Linked DNA regions of Homo sapiens: region 1 is linked to region 2. A link is a contact called in ENCODE Hi-C or POLR2A ChIA-PET data. All regions are on one chromosome and are shown on one strand. The core of a region is the stretch at or near the end of the contact, and the rest is flanking DNA. Distances in the headings are between cores, read along the strand shown. Region 1 overlaps LOC339975 (a long non-coding RNA gene). Region 2 overlaps LOC102723906 (a long non-coding RNA gene).

Evidence for each region. Hi-C counts contacts between places; a loop is a spot of excess contacts on that map. ChIA-PET counts read pairs that join two places held with the same protein, here RNA polymerase II (POLR2A). Pooled maps may share reads with other maps.
Region 1: a loop to region 2 is called in a map of IMR-90, with 2.1 times the contacts of the local background. The contact joins two enhancer-like sites. A Hi-C loop is called at or near these places in 3 of 168 maps with a recorded cell type or tissue (IMR-90, PC-3 and chondrocyte) and 4 of 50 pooled maps. POLR2A ChIA-PET finds 5 or more read pairs at or near these places in 1 of 52 experiments (PC-3).

The regions. Positions count from the first base shown.
Region 1 is chr4:187,477,204-187,479,955 of GRCh38, forward strand. All of the region lies in intron 1 of LOC339975 (a long non-coding RNA gene), which reads right to left. Among named protein-coding and RNA genes, the nearest start is that of LINC02515, 70 kb to the left of the region's middle. Within about 2 kb of position 1,373, at least 4 of the 41 ENCODE cell types and tissues checked have a DNase peak (open chromatin) inside an H3K27ac peak, as active enhancers do; they include IMR-90, where a contact is called at or near this core.
Region 2 is chr4:186,947,490-186,950,189 of GRCh38, forward strand. All of the region lies in intron 1 of LOC102723906 (a long non-coding RNA gene), which reads left to right. Among named protein-coding and RNA genes, the nearest start is that of FAT1, 220 kb to the left of the region's middle. Within about 2 kb of position 1,307, at least 6 of the 41 ENCODE cell types and tissues checked have a DNase peak (open chromatin) inside an H3K27ac peak, as active enhancers do; they include IMR-90, where a contact is called at or near this core.

The sequences.
Region 1 (2,752 bases), core at 123-2,622, 530 kb after region 2:
GAAAGGCAAAACATGATGCTTGAACAGGGAAGGGGAGTTTCCCAAATAGGAGGCATATGGCCTAAATTCAGGTGCAGACCGTGTACATTTCAGCCAAGTGTATGACAGTGGGATCAATAACCATGGCATGCACTAGAGGTGCAAGACCCAGAGGATCTCAAATTGTTCCCCAAAGCTCAGCTCTCCAAAGTCGTGGCTTACAATAGGCGACTTTGTGTGGGTGAAACTGTAAGAGCATCTCTGCACAAGGCCTTTGTGGCTGCACTTTTCTGCTTGCTGTTCCTTCCCAGTATGTATCTGCTTTACGGGCAATCCCCTTACTTCCTCCTGTTAACTCCTGGGCAAAAATTACTTCTGCGAGAGTTTTAGAATTCAGATAGGGTCTGAAGAGCAAGCTCTGTCGTTTATCTTACCTAACAAAATTGTCAGCAAGAGAGAAGTGCAACCTTTTCTTGATACAGCTCTCTCATTTGGATTGTAAAATCTTATGTTGAGGGAGTGATGAATGGGGGAGAAAGAAACATAACTTCTTTCAGATGTAAAGAATGCTGACTGCTTCAAAAACATTGCTTTACCTGATTTTCTTGGCAAATGCGATTTGAAAGCAAAGCAAGGAGTAGAAAATATGCAGGTGTCACTTTGGTAGTCACTTTTGTAGGCAGAGCCATCGTGATTATGTGGTGATACCAAGTACAGGACTCTGATCAGCTGCAGGTAGCACGAAAGCCTCACCTGGATATAAAATTCCCCAGCAAGGGTGGTGAGTGTCCCGGGGACATTTCATAAAAGGAAGATACATGTGTTTCTTTGCTTATTGCTTGTTAGTAAGTGTTGCAAGGTGAGAGGAGTTAGACTCTGGCCCTTTTGAGCTGTGGGCCACTGGTAAATGGCTGATGCCCTCTGAGCTCCCTTTTGTCTAAATAAGATATACAATAAAATCTATGCTCAATGGGAAAAGGTATGCTAAGCCACCACTCCATTACTCGGTATCTGGTAATGGGAAGCTATGATTACTATTTCATAAGCTCTTTTCTTCACATGCTAAATAACACCAGCACACACTGAAAGTACACAGACCGCTCTTTTATTTAGAGAAGCTCAAAATTCTTTGTATAATTAATCGTATCTTTCTAGGAACGATCAAATAAACATGACATTCTCGGTTGTTTCCATAGTCATTTTTTTAAATCTTCTACCAGCTAAGTACGTCAATAATTTACCGTCATTTTACTTCAGATTCATTCATTTATTCAACAAATATTTATTGAGCACGTGCCAATGGAGCACGTGCTAGTGCCAGGCCCTGTTCACAGTCAGGAAACCCAAGCCCATGCTTTTGCGGAGCTTATGTTCTGCTGCATGTGGACATGGGGATGGAGGGAGTCTAACAGTCTACGAGTAGGAAATACGTAGTAAGTCTCACAGCGGTAAGAGCCATGGGAAACAGGGCAGGGCAAGGATAGAGCAAGCACAGAGGCAGGGCTGGGACTGTTTATACAGGGTGGTCAGGAAAGGCCTCTCCAGCAAGGTGCTAAATGCAATTCAAGCAGAGACGACGTAAAGGAAGCTTAATTATTTTAAGAACATTATAAGCTACCTTGCAGGGCTGGAGATAAGGGAACGTTTCAACTTGCAATCTGGCGTCTGGTGTCAAAAGCTGGCCTGAAAACATCAGCCATTTCTGTGCTTTTCTCTGTTTCTCAGGCCCCGGCTTCACTGTGTGCCAACAGCCAACAGCACACAGCCCTTCGGGGCTGAAACTCTGCACTGTCTGTGAGTCATGGTGGATAGAATTCCAAGGGTCTATATTTGTCTTGGGTAAAATAAACTGTCTTTTCTAAATATATGCCTTACCACTTCCCATTAGCCAAATTCCCCAACACATATTTCTGCTGGGAAAGCTGAACGCAAACTATTTTGCTCATGTACAGTGCAGCCAGCTTCCCTGTGGCTCTCAGAGGAGACACAAAGCTAAGAATCGAAAACGAACATATCTGATGACAGAACAAAGGTTTAAAAGACCTTGCTATGCTGGAATTATAACAAAATCAACATCATGAAATTAGGAAAGATATGGAGAGGGTGCAGCATTTAGATTTTCGAATGGCACAGGTCTGGAATGAATCCTTAATGAATATCAAGTTGTCTGAAATAAGCAGAGATCTTCCATTGTGTAAAAACCTAATATGTCAGTTACTTGGTGATCATATCTTGCTCTACCTCAATTACAGTGCTGAGACAATATCACAATTTATTGAGAGAGTATTTTTATTTTGTTAGGTTGTAGGCTTCTTGAAGTAAAGACTGTCTTACCTTTGTATCCAAGAACAATTCCTAGCTAAGAATATTTCGATCCATTTATTCATTGAATATAGTAAAAACATCTTATTTTGATAAAGAAGTATATTATACACATAAGATGAGACATGTCTGCAATGCTTAGGTACACTTGCAGTATTGTGTCCACATTTGGTTACATATTGAAGTGTGTGCTTTGGAATATGGCCAGAGAGAGCTGAAGGCTTTAAACGAATATCACATAAGAAATTATTGCATGAAATGAAGTGTTTCTAATCTAATGGAAAAGAAGCTTTTGGCAGAAATGATAGCTGTCTTCAAATACATGAAAAGTTTTCACACGGAAAAACAAGTTGATGTGTTCTGCGTAGCTCTGGAAAAACGACCAGGGCCAACGGATTGAAGGCAGATTTCATCTCAGCCTGAATAATCCAAAATTAAATGAGCTGCCTCC
Region 2 (2,700 bases), core at 57-2,556:
AAATGTGTTTTAAGAACTGGCTATGCAAAATCTCAGATATAACTGATAAACTGTTGTAATCTGGTTGGCATATAGTCCTGTCTGTACCACACTTTTTCTTTCCCTAAAACACAATTTGGCTTTCTACTTGTTGAACAAACAGATATGGCAAATAAAAGAAGGACAAATGTTATTGATTTTTTTTTTTCCTGAGAAAGAGTCCTGCTGTGTGGCCCAGGCTGGAGTGCAGTGGCGCGATCTCCGCTCACAGCAACCTCTGCCTTCAGCATTCAAGTGATTCTCTTGCCTCAGCCTCCCGAGTAGCTGGGATTACAGGCATGTGCCACCTCACCCAGCCTTATGAAGCGATTTTTACATATGACATTAGAGATATCAAAGGGGAGTGTCTTATGGTAAAAAAGCTCTACACGTTTTTAAAAACATGATTCCACTGGTATACATTTTTCCAATAAAACTCCAAAATTGATCCTATCCTAGGTATAATCTTATCCTTCTTCACACCTCTCCCATCCTTAAAAAAACTCTAAGTTAATTGGCCTTGGGAACATTTTTGGTTTCAATATTTACATTAGGATTTTGATTTTTTAAAATAATTATTGATCATTTCCAGTTTGAAAATGTTAAAAAAAATTTTTGAACAGTAACAAATTTTAAGAGGACTTTTTATCCCCTAAAGAAAGCCAGTTTATATAGAACTACTGTTATGCCAGTATTTTAAGGTGCCAGGTATATTTTCTGCTCTGATGAAATATTTAGGTAATTTCTAGCCAGACGAGATCAATAGAACAGGGCTGTACACTTTGTCGATATTTTGAGATTCTTTTTATTCCCAGACCACAAATGGACAGAGGCAGCTTTGCTCTTAAGAAGCGAGTATTTAACCACTAAAAATAGCTTATAGAATGTGAAGTCACCAAAAAGATATCTTGAGCATGGGAAAAAGAGAGCCCTGCGATCTCCCTTCTGTGATAAGAAAATTTCAAAGCACATTAGGGACTGGAATCTATCAGACTTCCATTCCGTCCCCAGAGGTACTTATTTTGGGAATGCTTACAGATGATAAAAACATGTTTGTACACTAACTACTCAATCTCCAGGCTAAATATACAGTCTACAGACTGTGTTGGTGGCTGCGAAGGCATCGTTTTCCTCGCAGCAAAGCCAGGGCTCGATTGATGGAGAAATCAGATTAGGAACCTCATTAGCCTTTGAAATGCGTGGCTGTGGGGCGAGGCCAGACTGAGGGAGATTCAGGGAGGCCAGTGAGAAAACCAACAGCTGCAGGAAGCAGTGTTCATCAAGTGGAGCACATCTTGTGGGGGTTGGAGTATTTGGAAAGATCTCAGAAGATATGCTTTCCTTTTCCTGTCACCAATGAGATATGCCTGGAATTGCTCGTTTTGTATATCTTAGAATGGGAAATGTCCAGCTTACGAATTATTTTGAGGTTAATTGCTCTTAGGAGATGTTTGGCTGTTGCTGCATTTTTGTAGCCTTCCTCTTCCAAATTGACATCACCCTTTCCTACGTAGTGGGTGAGATCCTATTGTGTCTAGAGATAGAGACAGATCAGGGCTGTCTGTGGCTGGGAGTGATGGCAGTCTCCAAACAGAGAGGGGTTTCTCTCGCTCCCTGTCGTCCCATCTCAGGCCACAGGTGGGCAGCGGAGCCCAGAGTTAAGTGGGAAGCCATGAGTGGGCAGACATTAGCTGTGCCTTCCTCTGCCTCAGGGGTCACCATCAGGATTTTCATCATTGTACTCGCTTCCCTTTCGTACCCTACCACATCCAGACTGGACCTGTGATGGGAGCTGAGGCTCCTTCTGGGTCTCAGTGTGTCTGAAACGGTCCTGTGTTGGGTGCTGGGATGATAGAACCGACACCCAGTGAGTCCTAGCAGTGGAACCACCTGCCCTGCTAATCAGACAACTGGAAACACCATTCCAAGTGGTTTGGAGAGAGCTGTGGCTAAGTATTACTGTCTTTTTAAATTCAAACGTCGTGTTAGTTTGTTTTCAGTCCCCTGTAGTTGTAGCCTTCTGAAAATAAGAGGATAGCTTGTTCAATTATTATGGCTCTAAGGAGAATTGTTGTAGGAGGGGAAGAATTCCCTGCTGAAGCCTCTTGGCTTACATGTATTAATGCTAACTAGTGGCCCTTTAGGGCATACATAATTGTAAATACAGCTATGTACTGCTTAACAAGAATACTCTGAGAAATGTGTCATTAGGTGATTTTGTCATGCAAACATCATAGAGTGCACTTATACAAACTTAGATGGCATAGCCTACTACACACGGAGGCTGTATGGTACAGCCTGTAGATCCTGGGTTACAAACCTCTACGGCACGTTACCGTACTGAATACTGTAACACAATGGTAAGTATTTGTGTATCTAAATATATCTAAACATAGAAAAGGTAGAGTAAAAATACAGTATCATCATCTTATGGGACCACCATCCTATGTCGATCCATTGCTGACCAAAATGTCGTTATGTGGCGCGTGACTGTATAATCCTGTTTCACCTGTAACAGCCGTGTGATTTTGTGGCTCATATCTTTATATAAATAGCAGGTTAGTGCTTACTGGCTGTATGTCCTTGGGCAGTCACTTAATGTTTCTGAGCCACTGTGTCCCCACCTGTGAATATAGGAGTAGCACACCATTCAAGAGTTTTATTAGAAATCAAGCAATGTGC